Linked DNA regions of Homo sapiens: region 1 is linked to region 2. A link is a loop called in an ENCODE intact Hi-C map of the cell type or tissue named here. Cell type or tissue: PC-9. All regions are shown on one strand. Each heading gives the region's core, and the rest is flanking DNA. Links, peaks and the distances in the headings are about the cores only. Region 1 overlaps SRGAP3 (SLIT-ROBO Rho GTPase activating protein 3). Region 2 overlaps SRGAP3 (SLIT-ROBO Rho GTPase activating protein 3).

Region 1 (5,377 bases), core at 242-5,241, 53 kb before region 2:
AGAAAAGTCTCCCAAGAAACGGGAATGCCCCCCCAGATCACCAGTTACACTATTGTTTGTCAGAGCTGTGGAAGAAGCCTTCTCTGAGCTCCTTGGACAAAAGCCCTTTTTGGCTTCCACCCCAGACCTTGGCCGATAAACCACAAAGTCCCTATTTCCCCTGGAAGTGGGAAAACTTCCAGTGGCTCGACAAAGCTGGAAGGATTATCTGAGATTCAATTTGGGGGCTGTGGTACCTCCAAGACCCTGATAATTATCATCTGAATGGGCAGGGGGAGGATTGAAGCCAAATCTAGTAACAGAGCCCTGGGGTAGACCTGCAGTTAGAAGACAGGGGACCGATCTCAGCTTTGGCCCCTTTTCATGTCCTGCTACGAGTCTGCTCTTTTTTCTTTTCTTTTCTTTTCTTTTTTTTTTTTTTTGAGATAGGGTCTTACTCAGGCTGGAATGCAGTGGCGCCATCATAACTCACCGCAGCCTTGAACTGCTTAAGCAATCCTGCCTCAGACTCCTGCGTAGCTGGGACTATAGGTGCATGCCACCATGCCTGGCTAATTTTAAAAAAAAATTTTGTAGAGACAGCGTCTTGCTATTTTGCCCAGGCTATCTTAAACTCCTAGGCACAAGCGATCCTCCTGCCTTATCCTTCCAAAGTGCTGCGATTCCAGGCATGAGCCACTGTGCCTGCCCAAATCCATGCTTTCTTTTTCCCTCTCCCACACCAGTTCCCAAGCACAGACCAATCAGGTAGCACCATTAGATGAGTTCATAACTGTTTGAAGATGTGATTCTGGCATGGGGGTACGATTGTCATCCTAGGTGAAGTCTCCAGTGGCATGCCAAAAGGCTGTCTCCTGTTCAGTGTTTTAATTACCTGGATGAGGATGTGAGCATGCCCATCCAGTTTGAGAATGTCAGGAAACCAAGGAAGGCAGGCTTAGTAATTGGGAACACAGTTGTTGGTATTGAACTGACCAGGGTTTGCAACCTTTTAGCCACTTTCTAGCCGTGTGACTTTGGGCAAGTGTTTTCATCTCTTTGAGCCTCACTGTCATCATCTGTAATAATAATAATCCAACCTCAAACAGTTATTGAGCCAGTTAGATGAGATAATGTGTGTAAAACCCTTAGCACAGTGCCTGGCACTCAGTCAGCGTCACCGATTGTTATTAATAAATCACAACTGTAAGAGCCGCGCTGCAGGCTCTGGAGTCTGGGTTTAAATTCTAGTGCTGTCAGTGAATGAGTTGCTTAACTTCTCTGAGGCTCAGCTTCTTCCTCTGTAAAATAAGGACAGTAATACTTACCTTGGGAGTTGCTGTAAATAAAGCATTCAGGCCAGAATAGACACATAGCAGATACTCAATAAACCGAGGTTACCATTCAGAGAAACAGCGAATCCTGTGGCAGAGAGAACCAGGAAGCAGAGCGCTTAGCAGGAGGGGATGAGGAATTGACTCTAAAAATGCGAAGTTTAATAGTATCTTTAAGAGAAAAACCACCCACTCATTGAAAGAAGCTACATTGTTTTGGATCTTGAGCCCTGAGAAGAATTTATCCTATAAATAGATAGAAATATGAATGGGGTAGGGACCAACTGGCATTTGGTTAGGATGCCAGACCTCAGGCCCTGACCCCATCCTGTCCCTTGTCCAGTGGCTTTTGGCCCCTCCCCAAGAGATTCTAGCGAGATATGTGTGACACAGGCCGCTGGCTAGGAAATGAAATCTTATCTCAAAGCTGTGGCTGAACACAGAATTCTGGTGAGCTGTTCTCCACGTGGAGAACGCCTTTGGCCTAGGGAGGTTGCCATGCCGGCCTCTGTCCGGGCCCACACCTGAATCTCAGCTCTATTGCTCCAGGGTAGAGGAAGCTGATCTGGAGTGGGTCAGCCTTGGGGGACAGCTGGAGTATCTGACCCCTTTCCTATAGGGACCAGCTAGACGACTGCTCCTGCTTCTCTCCCAGATGTGACCAGGCCTACCTAGCCACAGAAAGAAGAATGTCAAAAGTCTGGACCCACCCAGACTGAACCTTTGAGCTTCTTAGAAGTGCAATGTCTGGGAATTTTGGTTCATGACTGTATCGTAGAACCTAGCTAGTCCATAATATCACCTTTCCTTCCAGTGGGTGGACTACTATGCCCTTAATAATAACCCTGATTTGGGGAGGAGTAAGTAGAGTTGACTTTTTTTTTTTTTTTTTTTTTTGAGACGGAGTCTCGCTCTGTCGCCCAGGCCGGACTGCGGACTGCAGTGGCGCAATCTCGGCTCACTGCAAGCTCCGCTTCCCGGGTTCACGCCATTCTCCTGCCTCAGCCTCCCGAGTAGCTGGGACTACAGGCGCCCGCCACCGCGCCCGGCTAATTTTTTGTATTTTTAGTAGAGACGGGGTTTCACCATGTTAGCCAGGATGGTCTCGATCTCCTGACCTCATGATCCACCCGCCTCGGCCTCCCAAAGTGCTGGGATTACAGGCGTGAGCCCACCGCGCCCGGCCTAGAGTTGACTTTTAGCTTGCTAGGTGTCAACATCACCCTCCTTCTTCTACCTTGTTGATCTTTCTTCTGTTGCCCCCAAGAACTTAGCAGCCAAACCTATGATCAACTTAGGATGTGGCTGTTAGCTGTCTCCTACTGCAGAAGAAATCAATGAAGTCCAGGCTGCATCCCCAGCACCCCTCCATAGGGTGCCTGCCGTGCATCCAGGAGCTGGCTAGTGTAACCCCCAAGGATTTAGGAAGGCCTCTCTGGCTTCCCTCCTCTTCTCTGGATGTTTGAAGCAGTTCAGGACTCAACAGGAGAAAAATTCAACTTACTTTTTTTTCTGGACCAACCCTGAGCACTAGGCAGGAAGTGGTCTGGCTGTGCATTTGCTAGCATTGGCCAGTGGTGCATTTACTTGAGATGCACAACAAAATTGGGCAACTTCATTTAAATATCTGCATTTCTGACTTTTTAAAAGCAAATTGCATGATCTGGCGGCACTGGGTGCCTGTTCTCATGCAGTAACCAATCAGCCAGAGCTGACTGGCGGCTGCCTTTTTTAGACAAGGTATGTGCTCTTGAGCCCCTACACCTCCCTATCCCAGAAGCTCTTGGGTCCCCACGACACCCTTCTCTTACACCTGCTGCTGCTTGTCATTGGCCTAACCTGCCTGGTTTCTACATGTGTTTGAGTTTGCCACCTTTGGATTAGGCCAAGAAGTTATGCTTTATTTTCTGTCTCAAACTATGATCATCAGATTGGGTTGTACAATGAGAATTGCATGACAGCATAACAAACCATTCTATGTCTGTGATGGAAAACTGCCTCCGACTTACCATCATCCTTTCAAACTTCACCATGGAGACTCCCTGTCATTACTTCCAGTAAAACCTTTGTCATCTCCTTAAGGATGAGTTTGAAGTTTTACTCAAGGGCAGGATACTCTCCCCCAACAAGAAGTGCTGCTGTATTTGTCTCTGACTGCCCCCCAACCCCTGAGGGGAATGAGGGAGGGGCATTCAGGTGCTAGAGGCCACTGAAGACCCAGTGATGCATTAGATGGTGTCCTTAGTCATTCCTATCGTAGCCACCGTAATGCATTTTTAGTAGTTAAAAACATCGCAATGTAATTTGATAATTTTAACACCAAAGCACAATTCACAAGAAGTAATTCTGCCCAAACAGTGTGGTCCAAGGACTCTGCATTGGACTGGGAAGCCAGACAGATCTAGGACTGAATCCCAACATTGTCACTTACTAATTGCTTGACCTTGGGCAAGGCATCTCCCCTCTCTATGCCTCAGTTTCTTCCTCTTTCAAATGGGCACCCATTGGACTCTTGCAAGGATTAAATGACATAACCCATGCTTACCCAATGTCTGGAATGTGGGCCACACTCAATAAGTGCGCTCTGTTATTACTCTTACCCAGATTTTGAGGGGTCGATTCAATCCAAGAGTGAAATTTACAACATTCATGGCAGAACGGATGGCTTGCAGGCAAAGTTAGACCCACTAGCATGTTTTGTTTGGCCTTTGCAGGATTTACAAAAATGAATTCATCATTTCCAACACTTAAAAATGAAGAGAGTTAAAAAAAATCAGGGGAGTTCATGTAAAAATCCAGACTTCTGGCAGCTCTTAGAAAATGGGAAGATCTAGGAACACTGGGCCCTCATTCTCAGAGGCAAAAATTGGCTGTTCCCTTCCAATGGGACAGGGGCTCGGACTTGTGCCAGTGCCCACCTGGCCCACTTTGCTCATTTCTGTTGCCTGCTTGGCTCCTGTGGGCAGGTGGGTTTTTTTGACCTGGAGGAATGGATCCACCTTGAGCCAATCCTCCATAAATATCATTTCCTGCAGACGGGGTTTGGAGAAGGTGAATAGCAGGTTGCATTTCCTGGCAGGTGCTCATGGTGCCATCTGTGTTATCGATGAAATGAAGAGCCATCAGCTTCAACAATTTGAGGGGCAGAGATGGGGTCATGGTCCTCTGAAAACAATCTGAGAAATTAACAGATTTGTAGCTGTGAATGGATGGCCATCTCATCACCCCATGTAGGTGGGCTGAAATTTAATGAGGAAAAAGTGTAAAGTCTTGCCCTTATGTCTGAAAACCAGTCTGTAGACTGGGGAGAGGTGTGCTTAGCAGCAGCACTTGTGAAAAAGACTTAAGGTTCTCGTTGACAGTGAGTTTTGCTGTGAGTCACTGTGAGGCAGTTGCCAAAAAACCTAATCTGATTCTGGGCTGCGTTTATAGAAGTCTAGTGTCTGGAAGACCTTTCTAACAATTAGAGCTGTCTTGAAGGAACAGGCAGGCAGTCTCCTAAGCCTTGATCTCCCAGGCGTAGGAGGTGCTCGAGGCTGGGTGATGAATCCCTGGAAGAGATTGTCAAGAGTGGGGATTTAGGCATCAGAGGGAGATTTGTTCTAGGTGACTTAGAAGGTCTCTGCCAATCTGAGATTTTCTGCTTTCTGCAGCCCAGTAGAGGAAAATAATTTCCATAACAAAAGTAAAACTCTTTCTGATAGAGGAAAGCAGGACTCCCTGAAGAGGCTCAAAATGGAAATGTAAACTTCCAGTTCTTACCAAGTAATGTGGGCAAAAGATATCACTGCCTCTACCCCACCCCTGACCCCCTGCCTTATTTCTCAGAGATAGGGGTCGGGGGTTGGGGTTGCGGGGCAGGATCTGCTCTGCACATTACTGGTAATTTTTTTTTAAAGCTGAACTTTTATGCAGAGCTTGCAGACTGACAGCACATGGGCCCGATCCAGCCTCAGGTGTGTTTTATTTGGCCTGTACTGTGTCTTTTAAAAATGTGAGTTAGATGCCAACTTGTAAAAATGAGGAGATTTTGTATAAAATATGGACTTCCCAGCAGCTTTTAT
Region 2 (5,377 bases), core at 88-5,087:
GAGCCACCACGCCCAGCCCCAGGCTTACCTTCTTCAGGCATATCAACCTGCAGAAGGAAAGCAGCTCCTAGTAGTTCCTGCAGAGGTCCTGGGGCAGGTGCTTGCTGGTCCTGCTTGGTTGTGTGTCCATCTCTGGGTCTATCCCTATGGCCAGGAGATGCCCTTCTTCTCTTGGCCAGACCAGGGTCACATGGTCTTCCCTAGAGTAGGAGTTAAAGTTAATTCCACAGAACCCACAAGGAGTAAGAATGGGAGGTGGTGATTTCCCCTAAAGAAACACTCAAGTGTTGATGCCAGAAAAGAGAGAGTAAATATTGTACAGACAAAAACCACAGATGCTGTCCTTGGCACCCAGTGGCTGGTCTGACTGTCTTCAAATGAAGCCAGGGACTTGGGCCCCTGACAGTGGAGCTCCTCTCAACTGTATTAAGATCATGGAGACCTTTGAGTATACATGAAAGCCACGGACCTCCTTCCTAGAAAGGCACATGGGTCAGACTCCGTGGCATGGTCTCTGAGGGGCTGCACCATCTCTCCTGCCTCCTCCAGGTCCCCCAGCCAGTTCCACCGGCCTCCTCGCTGCTCCTTGTACTCACCATTCCTCCTTCCAAAGGGCCTTGAACTTGCTGCTCCCTCTGACCTAGTTAATGCCTCCTTTACATATGGTCAAATTGCACCGTAAACCTCTTCATCGCAATTTCAACTGAAGTTGTAAATTTCTTATAGGATTATTTGGTCAGTATCTGTCTCTCTCACCAGAATGGAGACTCCGTAACAGGAGGGACCTGGCTTTGCTTCCTTTTGTGTCCACATCACCCAGTAGAGTGTCTGGCACATAGCTGGTGCCCAGTAGTTGGTGAGTGAATGTGTGCCCTTGAACACACGATTTTTCCTGAAGTTTTAGTTGCATACACTTCCCTAGAGCCAGTCTCTGAACTTCAGGTTAAGAACCTCAGGATAGAAAAAATAGGAAAATCAAGGCATTAGCAGCAAGGTCATGCAAATGAGGACCTCCCAGGCCAGCTCTCCTGATAACCTTGCTGCTATTGACTTAGGTTTCTGTCTTTTAAGTGGAGTTGATACAGTCTGGATATTTGTCCCTGCCCAAATCTCATGTTGAAATGTGATCCCCACTGTTGGGGTAGGGCCTGGTGGGAGGAGTTTGGGTCAGGGTAGAGGAGGAATCCCTCTTGAATGGCTTAGCCCATCTCCTTGGTGATGAGTGAGTGAGTTCTTGAGAGATACAGCTGTTTAAAAGTGTGTGGTTCCTCCCCGCCCCCCACTTGCTTCTGCTTTTACAGTGTGATGCACCTGCTCCTACTTTGACTTCCACCATGATTGGAAGCCTCCTGAGGCCTCCCCAGAAGCAGGTGCCACCATGCTTCCTGTACAGCCTGCAGAACCATGAGCCAATTAAACCTCTTTTCTTATATATTACCCAACCTCAGACATTTCTTTATAGCAGTGCAATAATGGACTAACACAGGAGTCCCATGGATGATTACTTGTGGGTAAAATCTGTGGTCAAATAAATCTGAGGAACACTGTCTAATCTGTGCTCCTTTTGGAGAGTCACAACATATACTAATAACAGTAATATTTATTTCTTATGATCATTAGTGTAACTGCCATTTATGAAGGGCTTCCTACATGGTAGGTACCCTATGAGGCCCTTCATATGCATTTTCATGCCATCTCATCATAGCCTTGTGTGACAGATGCCATCATCACCCTGTGTTACAGAAGAGAAATGAACATGTGGAGGGATTAAGAATCCCAAGCTAGGCTGGTTGTGGTTGCTCACGCCTGTAATCCCAGCACTTTAGGAGGCCGAGGCGGGTGGATTATGAGGTCTGGAGTTTGAGACCAGCCTGGCCAACATAACGAAACCCTATCTCTACTAAAAATACAAAAATTAGCCGGGCATGGTGGCACGTGCCTGTAGTCCCAGCTACTCTGGAGGCTGAGGTGGGAGAATCGCTTGAACCCAGGAGGCGGAGTTTGCAGTGAGCCGAGACTGCGCCATCGCACTCCAGCCTGGGTGACAGAGTGAGGCTCCATATCAAAAGAAAAAAAGAATCCCAAGCTACCTTCTAGGAAACAGAAGATTTGGTGCTCAACCCCTGCCAGTCTGATATGTGTCTATGCACTTTAATCCCTCAAGAGGTGGGAAATCACCTTTGCTGATAACGGAGCCCTTTTTCTCTCTAAACATGTAGAAGCATCCCAAGGACCACACCTGGTTTGGGACATGCTGGTAAAGTGTTGATTTCCGTTGATGGTCTAGAACAGAAAGAATGTAGACCTGGCACAGGCTCAACTCCACAAATATTTCCTGTACCAGGCGTGGTGCTAGGAGTGCCAGGAATGCGGCACAAAGCTGCATCCTCATTGCCTGGGGGTACCCAGAGTCCCAGCTTTTCCCCATAGCAGACCAGCCTTTCCCTGAGCTGCCCCACCTTGAGGGCTCCCCGTGCTGGGTCCTTCTGGGACCATCCAGCTGTGTCTTCCCTCAGGGGAATAGGGCTCTGTGTCATGTTCATGATGAGTTCACAGCAAAATGCACATTCATTCTGTAAATGTTTATCCAGGACTTTCTGTGGCCCTGGCTTGTGCTAGGAATTGGGGATACAGAGGCAAACAAAATGCTCTCTTTTCGTAGGACACCCGTCGTCTAGTAGGGGAGACAGAGCAGTGCAGAAGAAACCATAAGAAACCAAAGTATAAGACAGGTGAAGTGCCCTGTTAGAGATAGAAACCAGCCTGCTGTGGGAGTTCTGAGATATGGATGAGTTCTTTCTTTCTTTTTTTAATTAACGGAATTATTTTGGCTTGGGATTTAAGCTCATGCTTAAATGATGTTGGAACATCTGGCTGACAAACAAACCATTGTCAGCCTCCTAGGTGTTTGGCTGACAGGGCCTGTGTTCCTAAGCATCCCGGGGAGTTTCGGATGTAGGGGGACTGTGGGAATGAGGCCCAGCAGTGCCTGCATGCACTGAGTGCTATCACCCCCACTCCTGCACACAGTCCTCCCAGTCCACGGAATGACGCCTCCCTGGTGTCTTCCTTTGCTGAGCTGCTCCCATTTCTCACATGGGCCTCAGTCACTCCCATGAGCCTCAGGAACAAGCCTACACTTGCTTTCTGCTGCCCTCAGTTTCCTCCTCTGTCAGCTGCGAGTACTGATTCCTCCTCGGGAGGATCAAATGAGATGAAAAACATGGGGAGAACTTTGCAAATGGGAGTCCCCCTGGAGGAGAAGTAGCAGATTCCAGCCCCCTCACTCCCGTCTGGGTGCGACTTCCCTCTGGTGAGAACGGGCAAGGTCAGGCGAGGCTGGAATTCTTTCATGGGTCCTGAAACCTTAGGTGAACTCCCGCCTGTGCGTCTTTGCTGGTACATTCAGTGAGATGATCAATATGACGCCTTCAGTGCAGCACCTGCCATGAAGTCGGTGCTTACTAAGTAGTGGTGGTGGTGGTTTTTCTCCCTTCATTCTGCCCGCAGTCTCCTGCTCTCCTTCCCTACTCCCTCCACCTTGCTTTCTCCCTCCGTTTCCTTTCTTCCTTCCTCCCATCTTCACTTCCTCATTTACTCATTTGTTAAACACTTCCACCCTTTAAAAATTATTTTAATTGTGATAAAAAACACATAGCAGAAAATGTACCATCTTAACCATTTTACAACGTACAGTTCAGTGGCATTAGATATATCACATTGCTGTGCAGCCATCACCACCATCTGTCTCCAGAACTCTTTTCAACCTGAAAAACTGAAACTGTACAAACTAAACAATAACTCCTCATTCCCTCCTTCCTCTAGTCCCTGTCTGTGAATCTGACTCCTCTAGGTACCTCATATAAGTGGATTCTTACACGATTTGTCCTTTTGTGACTGGCTTATTTCACTTAGCATACTGTCCCCAAGGTCCATCCATTCTCTTCCTTTTGAAGGCTGAGTTGTGCCCCACTGTGTGCCTAGACCGCATCTGGTTGACCCATCCATCCGTCGATGGACACATTATGAATGGTGCTCCTGTGAACACTGTGTACCAATAAGTGCTTTTTGAGCATGATCACGTGCCTGGCATTGTGCTGGGCTGCAGTGGGAAATGAACTTGGTTCCCATGCTCTGGGGGTAATGTTAAGAAGCAAACACCAATAGATGTTTACTAAGAGACTGCAATATGTCCCGTGATGGGAAAGAGCAGTGTTCGGGGAGAGAATTATGGCAGGGGTGGAGGTGGGTGGCTGGGACAATGGTCAGGTCTCAGGAAGTGGCCTGAAGAATGGGGAGGAGAGGTGGGCAGGGGTGGGGAGGGTCCAGGCAGAAGTAACAACATGTGTGAAGCCACTGGATTGCGACAGAGTTGCCCGTTGGAGGGATTGATGCTTAGATTTCTGCTTCAGTGTCTTCTCCAGCAAGCATCCTATCAGCCTCCAGGCCCACCTCTCCCCATCATCTTCTCCTCTCTGCTCTTATTCTAGTTCATTCAAACTGCCTCTTTGCTCAGCTATTTCTCCCACTGTCCAGTGAGCGGCTTGAGTGCAGGAACTGTTTTATTTTATGTTTGCGCCTTCTTTTCATATCTTAGTAGGTGTCAGTGACTCTCAAACAGATACTCTCCTGAAGGAGGGTAGTGCTTTCACTGGCAATGACCCAAGACCATCATCTGGGGCCTGCCAGAGTCAGGCACAGCCCCGGCATTAGAACTTTGGGCTGTAAGCCTGTCCTCTGTGCTTATGTGGGTGGTGCACAAAGCACTTGCAAACATCTGTGTGCAGTGCTGCTCCATTCGGCCTGCTGAAGCTTTCCTGCCCTGTTGCCGCTGAAGCAGGGAGTGTGGGAAGCGCCCAGCTCAGAGCTGGGCCAGATGTGGCCATACCTCCCAGCAGTGCAAGCAGCATCACTGCGCCAGGCCAGCTGACTCGGCTGGCCCTGGTGCACAGTGCTTAGGGGCTTGTGGCCACGAGCCATGCCCCACCACCTCTCCTGTTTGCCTTGGTAGCTTCCCAGCTTCCTCTCACATGACTGTTTCTGTTTACTTCTCCCTCTGGCCTTCCTGCCTGCGGCGTCCCTGTGCCACCTAGAGTCTCATCTACCGCACTAGACATAGCCTCTGCAATGGCCCCGCACCAGGGCCTCCTTCCAGGGCATATCCCGTCTCTGTCTCACCCTTCTAGTCTGCGCTTGCCCTTCTCACTCCCCAGCTCTCTCTGTTACTGTCAGTGGAGGGTCTGTGCACTTTGTCGTTTTGATCCTATGACGTTGTATCTGTGGCTCTTCCTTCAAGTGCCCAGGAGAGGCCCAGCTCCTGGGGCCAGAAAGGGGTTAGTCTTGAAGTCTTGGGTTGGACATTTCACCATGGCCAGCC

What was found. A loop is a pair of places that touch in the nucleus more often than their neighbours do. Peaks named below come from ENCODE experiments on the same cell type or tissue, not always from the same donor. Only the 100,000 strongest peaks of a DNase experiment are listed, where the experiment ranks them.
Region 1: it touches region 2 in a loop (5-fold over the local background); 2 of 110 quality-filtered maps call a loop at or near these places.

What each region holds. Positions count from the first base shown.
Region 1 is chr3:9,225,902-9,231,278 of GRCh38, reverse strand. All of the region lies in intron 1 of SRGAP3 (SLIT-ROBO Rho GTPase activating protein 3), which reads left to right. Among named protein-coding and RNA genes, the nearest start is that of SRGAP3-AS3, 12 kb to the right of the region's middle. In PC-9, for the core only: no CTCF peak of the experiment used is centred there; a DNase peak (open chromatin) is centred at 4,698.
Region 2 is chr3:9,172,627-9,178,003 of GRCh38, reverse strand. All of the region lies in intron 1 of SRGAP3 (SLIT-ROBO Rho GTPase activating protein 3), which reads left to right. Among named protein-coding and RNA genes, the nearest start is that of SRGAP3-AS2, 17 kb to the left of the region's middle. In PC-9, for the core only: no CTCF peak of the experiment used is centred there; a DNase peak (open chromatin) is centred at 2,393.